Linked DNA regions of Homo sapiens: regions 2 and 3 are each linked to region 1. The links are chromatin contacts, found by Hi-C or POLR2A ChIA-PET in ENCODE. All regions are on one chromosome and are shown on one strand. The core of a region is the stretch at or near the end of the contact, and the rest is flanking DNA. Distances in the headings are between cores, read along the strand shown. Region 1 holds the start of EZR (ezrin). Region 2 holds the start of SNX9 (sorting nexin 9). Region 3 has its middle 70 kb from the start of TULP4.

Region 1 (2,997 bases), core at 144-2,643:
CCAGCTACTCAAGAGGCTGAGGCAGGAGAATTGCTTGAACCTGGGAGATGGAGGTTGCAATGAGCTGAGATTGCGCCAATGCACTCCAGCCTGGGCAAGAAGAGCAAAACTCCGTCTAAAAAAAAAAGGGAAAGAAAAGTTCAGTCTTTCAGAGGGAATACACTTACCTGAATAGAGGTCAAAATCTCAGAAGAGGCCTCCCTCCTCTCTCTGACCTCTGAAATGCCCTGGATCTGCAAGTGGGAGATAACAGGCCCTGACAAAGGGTTGCCCAAACAGCAGTGTGTCCCTAGGAAGACAGGTTAAGCATCAATTACTATGAGGCTAGCACGAGTTAAGCATTCCACATGCACGATCTCATTTAATCCTTACAAGTCTATGTAGGTGGGGCTACTAGTATGTTCACTCAACAAATTGGGAAACAGAGTTTGGAACTTCGCCCAAAGTCATTGGTTTCTCTTTCTACCAGGATAGATTTAAGTGCTTACTAAGTGTCAGGTACTGTTCCAGGCATCGTACATGTACTAACTCATTATCCTCATTAGAACCCTCTGATACAGGTGCCATAATTATGCCGCTTTACAAACAAGAAAACTAAAAGCAGAAAGGGAGGAGTAAACCCAGGAGAGGAATTCAGGAGAAGCTCTGGTCTCAACCTTTAGCCAACATCACAATCACCCGAAGGGCTTGTAACACACTGATTGCTGGGCTCAGCCCTAGAGTTTCTGAATCCTAAGGCTGAGCAACACCTAATTTCCACTTATGCAAGTTCCCAGTGAATGCTGTTGCTGCTCGTCTGGAAGCCAGACGTTGAGAACCCCTTCTAGAGTGAGCTCTCCCGCAGCAAATTCTACTGGCCCCCAAAGTATGTGTTTTGTGTGTCTTAAAAATTTGTTGAGAACCATTAGCAAAAAAACAAACAAAAAAACTTAATTCCTAGAATTTCAGAGAAATCCCATGGAGCTTTTTGCCAGTCACGTCAAAAGAGGCCACAAACGTGCCACTTAACCAGAGCTTCGGAAAGGCGGCGGCTGGGCCGGCCACGTGCACCGAGACTCGGGGCCAGGTGCAGCCGCCCCAGGGCCGAGGCCTCGGAACTGGCCCCCGGTCCCGGCCCCAAGCGGTCCAGCGATTCCCCCAAGCCGTCCGCCCCTCCAGATTTATTTACGTTTTCCTGACTTCCCCCTGCCCGCTGTGGGACAAACAGCCTCCCCACTTGCATCTGCGAGGGGAGTAGCGCGCACTTCCGCCAAGTTCCGCCCCCACCCAGCCCGAGGCCCGGCTGCCGCCATCTTGCGGGGGGCGCACCTCACAGGTCGGGAGCTGGGCGGGAAGGGGCGTGGTCCCGGGACCCGCCCCGCCGGGGCTTTTGGGAGCGCGGGCAGCGAGCGCACTCGGCGGACGCAAGGGCGGCGGGGAGCACACGGAGCACTGCAGGCGCCGGGTGAGGCGTGCGGCGGCCGGGGTCGGGACGGGGGTTCTGGGCGGGGGGTTCCTGGTGGAGGGCCCGGGCGGGCGGCGGGGTTCGGCGGCAGGTGCGGCGGGCAGCCTAGGGGGCGCGGCGCGGGGTTCTCGCCCGGCACCCCCGGGGCAGGTGGAGCTGAGCCGGCCCGCGGCCCCGCGACCTTCCCCTCGGCGCCGGGTCCCCTCAGGTCTCTCCCGAAGGAAACGCGGAGCCTGGGTGCCTGGGCGCCGTCCCTCGGCGGCTCCCGAGCGGTTGCAGTTTTTGAAAGAGTTTCTCAAAGGCTTGACGGTTGTGACTGCAGCCGCGGGGCAACGGTTGCTACACAAAGTGAAACTTGCCGAGTGCTCGGCTTCTCACGGGCTTCCTGGCAGCCCCGGGAAGTTCCTCGGCGGACCCCGAGCCCGCGCCCCCTCTCCACGGATCCCTCCCCAGCGAGTGCCCCCCCGCCCGCCCTGTGCCCCCTCTCCCCTGACCCCTCCCTGTCGGGTGCCCCGCGGGCTCGCGCTGGCTGTCCCGGGACTCCTTCCTCCTAGGTGTTCCTCCTGCCCCTCGCCCTCTCTCTCCCAGGCGCGCGCTCCCTCTCCCCGGGCCTTTCCCCGCCGGGTATCCCTGGGCCCGCGCCCCCTCTTCTCCGCCTCTCTCCGCTGGGTGCACCTCGAGTGTCCCCCAGACCCCTCCCCGCCCGGCCGGCGCTCTCTCCCCTGACCCTCCTGGCCGAGTGTTCCCCGGGGCCCGCGCCCCCTCCCCCCGATCCTCCCCACTGAGTGTTCCCCCTGCCCTCTCTCTCCCGGGCCTGCGCCCCCCACCAGCCCCTTCATGCTGGGGGTCCCCTGGGTGCGCACCCCCTCTCCTCGGACCCACCCCCAACTGGGGGGCACCTCCAGTGCCCGCCGGCTGCCCCTTGGGCGCGCGCCCCCGCTCTCGGGCGCCTCCTCGCCGGGGGCCCGGCCCGGCCCCGCCCCGCCCGTGCCCCCTCCCCATGCCCGCAGTGCTGGGCGGGGCGCTGACTCACCCGGGCCCGGGCTGGCCGGTTCTTAAGCGGCAGCGCGCTGCGGGCGCCGAGTGTCGGGCGCGGCAGGAGGACGAGGCAGGGCGGGCGGGCGCTCTAAGGGTTCTGCTCTGACTCCAGGTTGGGACAGCGTCTTCGCTGCTGCTGGATAGTCGTGTTTTCGGGGATCGAGGATACTCACCAGAAACCGAAAATGCCGAAACCAGTAAGTTGCCCAGTTTCTGGGCCGGGCGGACGGGAGAGGCTTCATTGGAGAGGGGAGGCACCTGCTCGAGGTGTTGGGGCAGTTCCTGGGGAACAGGGTTCTTCTCACACGCAGAAGACGATAGGAATAGGAGGAGGTTTTCGCCGCTCTTTGTTACTTGTTGACCCTTTTGTGGAGCGTTAGGAAAACACCATTTTGATGCTTTTCTCTGCAGTCTTTTTCTTTGTGAGCCCCCTCCCCAGTAGTTACGGTCTTTTCTAAAAACTAGAGGCCTTTTTACACTGCTTCCGTCTGTTTTTAAAGGGTATAGTAATACAA
Region 2 (2,997 bases), core at 247-2,746, 1.0 Mb after region 1:
AAGAAGGTAATTATTTCAGTAACAGCAGCAACAGGTTCCCTGGAGGAGAATCCCCATTTCTCTACAAACGCTGCACCTAGATGGATTCAGAGCACAAAATTTACCACAGCACAACATCTAGCAGACCGAAGTCAAGCAATGCTGATCTTTCAAAGAGATTTCACATTTCTTACCATTTTCTACCTTAACACTCCACAAAAAAAGCAAACACCTATCGAAAAATAAAAAATAACGTTTCTAGCAACCCAAAAGTAGCTCAGAGATCTCAAAAACAAATAGACAAAGGGGTGCTGATGCTAACAAAGTGACATTACAAAAACTAAGTGCAAAAGTAAACCCACTCCTCACAGTGTATCACAGATCAGTTAATGGCTCAGGTATAGAGCCTCCTCCCCCAGGTCCTCCCTTCCGTGACCGTGACTTCCCCAGTGGCTATTCTACATCAAGTAACTACTGAAAACGCCCAAGGAAAAGGAGCGGGGGAGGGTGGCTTTTGAAAATTCAGGTAGCCAAGAGTGACTGCTAATTTCATAAACAATAACGTAAAACAAGCAAACCACCGCTCCTAGCCAATGACGAAGCAGGAGTCAAAGTTCCACCACGTAATTCGGGCCTGGGCCTTTTTTCAGGCAAACACGTAATCGAAAGCACAGTCATTTCCCTCTTGATATTTTATTCATGCCGGCAATGCCATTCACAATGAAAAGGTAGCAAAACAAAAGAAAAAAATAACAGCAGCGAAGGCAAAGGGGCGCGGGGCGTCCCAGCCTCGGTCCCTCCCCGGCCGCGAGCCCCCGCAGGCCGGGACGGGAAGCGCCGCGTCCTCTCCGCCGAGGTCTCGACCCCCACCCGCCCCGCGGGGGCGAGGGTCCCCCAGGCGGCAGCGGGAGGGGACGTGGGGGCGGCGGGGACGCCGGACGCCACAGAGCGCCAGTCGCCTCGGGGGCCTCCCCGGGCTGCGGGAAGTTTCCGTCCCGCGGCCCCTCCCGGCGAGCCCGCCGCAGCCCACGCTCAGGTGCAAACTTCCCAAACCTCGCTGCGCCCGGGGTCCCAACCCGCGCCCAGACCCGACGCCGTCCCCCGGTGCGATCCTGGTGGTCTGTCTGCACTGCCCGCCGCACCCATGCCCAGAAGGGACTGGCTGGGCCGCGGACCCGCCCGGGGACTCCACCGAGGAAGCGGAGTGGCCCCTCGACCACCCCTGGCCCCGACCCTCCCCGCGGCCCCGGCCCCGACCCTCTCCGCGCCGCCCCGGGCCTGAGCGACCGGCCCGGCCTGCGCCGCGCGCCCCTCACCTTGGTGGCCATGGCGGGCGGGTCCCCCGGCCCGGGACGGCCGGCTCGTCTCCCGCGCCGCGGATGGTGATTCTGAGCCGCGCAGGCAAAGGCAAGGGCGAGGGCGGCGGCTCCGGCTGGGCCCCGGCGCGGCGGCCGCTCCTCCGCCTCGGCCCCGAGTCTCGACGCTCAGGCCCAGCCGCTGGGCGCTCGGCTACTCCCGCGCCGCACGCTCCTGCAGTTCCTGAAAGTCCCCGGCTGCGCGGCCCCCGCCCCTGTCGGCCGAGCCTCCCATTTACCGCGGCGCGCGCGACGCCCGCCGGAAGCGCGCCCTGGGCCCTCGGCCGCGGCCCGGCCTCCTCGCCTCCTGGCCGCCCCCGCGCCGCGCCGCCGCCCCGGGCAGTCACCGCCGCCGCCGCCGCCGCCGCCCCCGGGCGCCCTTGGTCGAGGCTGGGAGCGGCGTCCCGCGCAGCGGCGGGGTCCGGACGGGCGCCCCAGGCCATGGCCCGCAACCCTGCGTGGCCGCCCCAGGGGAAGCGATCCGCGGCCCACAGAGCCGCTCGGGGTAGCCGAACCCCGACTCCGGTTCACGCTCGGCCGGCGCCGCACGCCGTGGCTCGGCGCTTTCCGTGCATGAGGCGGGAGGGGGCGGCAGGAACTCTCGACGCCCCGGGCAGACAGGAGCCCCGCAACCCCGCTGTCTTTGCCCCACGCCTGGGGTGTTGCGGGGTCGCCGTGCCCTTGGCCGAGTACCCTGAGTACCACATAAACAGCTGGGAAGGAGCGGAGCGATGGCTTCCTGGGCCTCTTCCTCCTGCCCGGAGGCTCCCTCAGGCCGGGGTCCTGGCTTGAAGCCCCTGGGACGGGACGGTGGGGGGTTTCGTTCTGTGACGCCCCGTTAACCTCATTCTGGAATCTTGATAAGCTTAAAAATACCGGAGGGCCCGAGAGGTTTGGGGGACAACAGGCTCTCTGAAGTGGAAACGAGGTCTCTAAAATTTTCCATCTTTCTGTCAGTGTTTCTTTCCAGAGTTGGAGATATATATATGGGTGTTATGAATAAACGAATGACTTGAATTGAGCAGCAAGATTTTTCACTCAAGGACAAAACACGACTGGAAGATGTGTCTTAATTGGCATACTAGTGGAGTGCTTTTTTATTATTATGAGGGATATATTTGTAAGAAGAGACAACTATCAAATGTAAATCTCTGGTGTTTAATGTCAAGTTTGTGTCTTCTTAAATACATTCTATTTGACCTGAGATTTCACTAGTTATATTCAATAATGGGGTTTAAAATAGATACGGTATTGCAGAATTTTCTGTGAATTTTTGTGTTTGTTGAGCTCATGGTTAAGCTATAGTCATCATAATATGCATAAATAGTTGTCTTTCTCCGTAAAAAAAAATATTGGGAGGCCAACATTCATTGACGGCCTGCTTGCTGTATACTAGGCTTCCACATCCCCATCTCATTTAATCCTTATAAGAAACATTTGAGAAACTCATTATTGTCCACTGTTTACAAAGAAGAGCGACTCAGGGATCACTTAAATAACTTGCCCATTTGGTAATACTTATTCAAATCGAAAATGACCGTAGCCTTGGACCCAGCAGCCCTCCTGGGAATTTATCCTGTCAAACACTTGTACAAGTGTTCAAAGATGTTCATCAAAGATTGTTCTGTAATAACTCCAACCAGAAAGCAACCTATGTGTTTGT
Region 3 (2,997 bases), core at 268-2,767, 580 kb after region 1:
GGAAGCTATGAGATTACTAGAGACGTGTCAGAAGGACTCAGGTGCCAGCCTAAATAAGCCTACACTGCCCAAAGAGGGAGCAATTTGAGCATCGAAAGGACAGTAACTGCAATGGACTGAAACACACCACGTATGCTAAAATAGGCGTTCATAATGTTATGCGAAAAAATTTAAAACCCTCAACCATCACCACTGGAGGATGCTAGGGGACCAAATCATAACTTTGAAAACTGGTAAATCAAGGGAAATAATCAGACACTTTTCAAACCCTTCCTATACACTCTATACCTCAAGGTAACCAAATAATTGACAAAGGAGAATTTCTACACACACACACACACACACACACACACACACACACACACCTATTTCAGCTAATAACTAAATGACAGGATGTAACCATATTGTAATCCCTCCTGAACTCATAGACCAAGTTAACATTCAAGAATGGTTGCTAGTATCACAAAAAGAAAGAAAGAAGACTTCCTGATGAAAATAATCCTGCCCTCACAAAAAAATAAAATTGGATTCTTTTGATTTAGCCTCTACAATGAACTACCAATGTACAGGAAACACAAGAAATAAAATAACATATTTTACATTACAAGGATGCAAAGAATAAAATTCAGTTTCTTCAATAAAGAGTTGCAAAGAAAAAAAAAGATAGAGAACCTATAGGTTAAAAGAGACTTTAAACCATCCAACTGCAATGTATGGACCTTATTTGCATCTTAATTCAAACAATCATATATATATATATGATATGATATAAACACACACACACACACGTACACGCCCATACACACACATACATACACACAAATATATACTGCAGTCAAGGAGTATTGATTGGATATCTGATGATACTAAGAAAAAATTTTTAAGGTAAGATAATAGTATTGTAATTATTTTAAGGGGTCTTTTTCTTTTGGAGACATGTACTAAAATATTTACAGACAAAATTATATGACAGCTTGATTTGCTTTAAAATAATCCAAGTGGAGGGACGTGAGAGGTATTGCTCAAACAAAACTGGTAACGTTTTAAAATTGCCAAAGCTGGGCAAGATACAGTGCTTTATTACACCAGTCTCCACTGTTAGCAATGTTTTAAAATTTCCATGATAGGCCGGGTGCGGTGGCTCACGTCTGCAATCCCAGCACTTTGGGAGGCCGAGGCGGGCGGATCACGAAGTCAGGAGTTCGAGACCAGCCTAGCCAACATAGTGAAACCCTGTCTCTACTAAAAACAACAAAAAAATTAGCCGGGTGTTGTGGTGGGCACCTGTAATCCCAGCTACTTGGGAAGCTGGGGCAAGGAGAATCACTTGAACCCGGGAGGCGAAGGTTGCAGTGAGCCAAGATTGCGCCACTGCACTCCAGCCTGGGCGACAGTGAGCAGCAGGGTGGAGTTTCAGTGCCTGTGCTGTGTGGAGTGAAGTGAACCGGTACGGCCAGAACAGCAACTTCCTGTGTGCTCTCAAGCCTGTCAATAAGATACTGCAGATCCACAAAGATGATGTAACTGGCCTGCATTGTAAAGTGATATGCCTTATCCAGAAAGGAAGTTTCAGAGAAGCCTTGAATGTCATCAATACTTGCACCAAACTGTTAGCCAATAACTCTCTCTCCTTTGAAAAGGCATATTGCGAGTACAGGCTCAACAGAATTGAGAATGTCTTGAAGACAGTAGAAAGTACCAACCGGCAGACAGACAAACTGAAGGAGCTTTATGGATAAGTGTTACACCGTTTGGAACACTATGATGAATGCTTAGTGGCATAAAGAGATCTCGTCCGAAACTCCCACGATGCTTATGATGAGGAGAGGAAAACAAACCCTTCAGCAGTTGTTGCAGCTCAAAGCAATTGGGAAAAAGTGGCTCCAGAGAGCCTGGGCTTCCAAGAAGGCACACATGAGCTGTGCTAAACACTGCATGTGCACTGATAGACCACGGCCAGCTGAACCAGGCCATGAACATCCTACAAAAAGCTGAAGGTCTTTGCCACCATTCATTATCAGAAGACACTGATGAGACTGAGGAAGACCCACAGGCAGGACTGGCCATCACTTATGGTCAGATGGCCTATATTCTGCAGCTTCAGGGTCAAACAGAGGAGGCTCTGCAACTTTACAATCAAATACTACTACTAAAACCAACGGATGTAGGGTTACTAGATGTAATTGCAAATAACATCATTACCATTAACAAGGACCAAAATGTCTTTGACTCCAAGAAGAAAGTGAAATTAACCAATGCGGAAAGAGTAGAGTTTAAGCTTTCCAAGAAACAACTACAAGCTATAGAATTTAACAAAGCTGGCCTGGCGCGGTGGCTCATGCCTGTAATCCCAGCACTTTGGGAGGCGGAGGCAGGCAGATCACAAGGTCAGGAGTTCGAGACCAGCCTGGCCAATACGGTAAAACCCCGTCTCTACTAAAAATACAAAAATTAGCTGGGCGTGATGGTGCGTGCCTGTAGTCCCGGCTACTCGGGAGGCTGAGGCAGAAGAATCGCTTGAACCAGAGACGCAGAGGTTGCGGTGAGCCAAGGTCACGCCACTGCACTCCAGCCTGGGTGACAGAGCGAGACACCATCTCAAAAAAAAAACAATTTCACGCCTGACTGGTTTTGGTGGAGACGGGGTTTCGCTGTATTGGCCGGGCGGTCTCCAGCCCCTAACCGCGAGTGATCCGCCAGCCTTGGCCTCCCGAGGTGCCGGGATTGCAGACGGAGTCTCGTTCACTCAGTGCTCAATGGTGCCCAGGCTGGAGTGCAGTGGCGTGATCTCAGCTCACTACAACCTACACCTCCCAGCCGCCTGCCTTGGCCTCCCAAAGTGCCGAGATTGCAGCCTCTGCCCGGCCGCCACCCCGTCTGGGAAGTGAGGAGTGTCTGCCTGGCCGCCCATCATCTGGGATGTGAGGAGCCCCTCTGCCTGGCTGCCCAGTCTGGAAAGTGAGGAGCGTCTCCGCCCGGCCGCCATCCCATCTAGGA

The links. Hi-C counts contacts between places; a loop is a spot of excess contacts on that map. ChIA-PET counts read pairs that join two places held with the same protein, here RNA polymerase II (POLR2A). Pooled maps may share reads with other maps.
Region 2: a loop to region 1 is called in a map with no recorded cell type, with 4 times the contacts of the local background. The contact joins the promoter of SNX9 here to the promoter of EZR in region 1. A Hi-C loop is called at or near these places in 2 of 37 single-sample maps with no recorded cell type and 8 of 50 pooled maps. POLR2A ChIA-PET finds 5 or more read pairs at or near these places in 1 of 52 experiments (GM10248).
Region 3: a pooled map shows a loop between it and region 1 (2.1-fold over the local background). The contact joins the enhancer-like site here to the promoter of EZR in region 1. A Hi-C loop is called at or near these places in 2 of 168 maps with a recorded cell type or tissue (breast epithelium and gastrocnemius medialis), 4 of 37 single-sample maps with no recorded cell type and 11 of 50 pooled maps.

The regions. Positions count from the first base shown.
Region 1 is chr6:158,817,764-158,820,760 of GRCh38, reverse strand. EZR (ezrin) reads left to right here and starts at 1,393. Exons shown (of 14, transcript NM_001111077.2): 1 at 1,393-1,444; 2 at 2,595-2,679. The coding sequence starts at 2,668. EZR-AS1 (EZR antisense RNA 1) reads right to left here and starts at 2,782. Exons shown (of 3, transcript NR_102425.1): 1 at 2,656-2,782; 2 at 168-289. RefSeq lists silencers at 1,110-1,159, 1,220-2,209, 2,350-2,549 and an enhancer at 2,760-2,809.
Region 2 is chr6:157,821,745-157,824,741 of GRCh38, reverse strand. It overlaps SNX9 (sorting nexin 9), which reads right to left and starts at 1,496. Exons shown (of 18, transcript NM_016224.5): 1 at 1,296-1,496. The coding sequence starts at 1,307. RefSeq lists an enhancer at 668-717 and a silencer at 1,368-1,687.
Region 3 is chr6:158,241,216-158,244,212 of GRCh38, reverse strand. It overlaps a transcript of TULP4 not described here and the pseudogene SRP72P2. Among named protein-coding and RNA genes, the nearest start is that of TULP4, 70 kb to the left of the region's middle. RefSeq lists enhancers at 1,241-1,290, 1,691-1,760, 1,871-1,980. Within about 2 kb of position 1,517, at least 17 of the 41 ENCODE cell types and tissues checked have a DNase peak (open chromatin) inside an H3K27ac peak, as active enhancers do; they include breast epithelium and gastrocnemius medialis, where a contact is called at or near this core.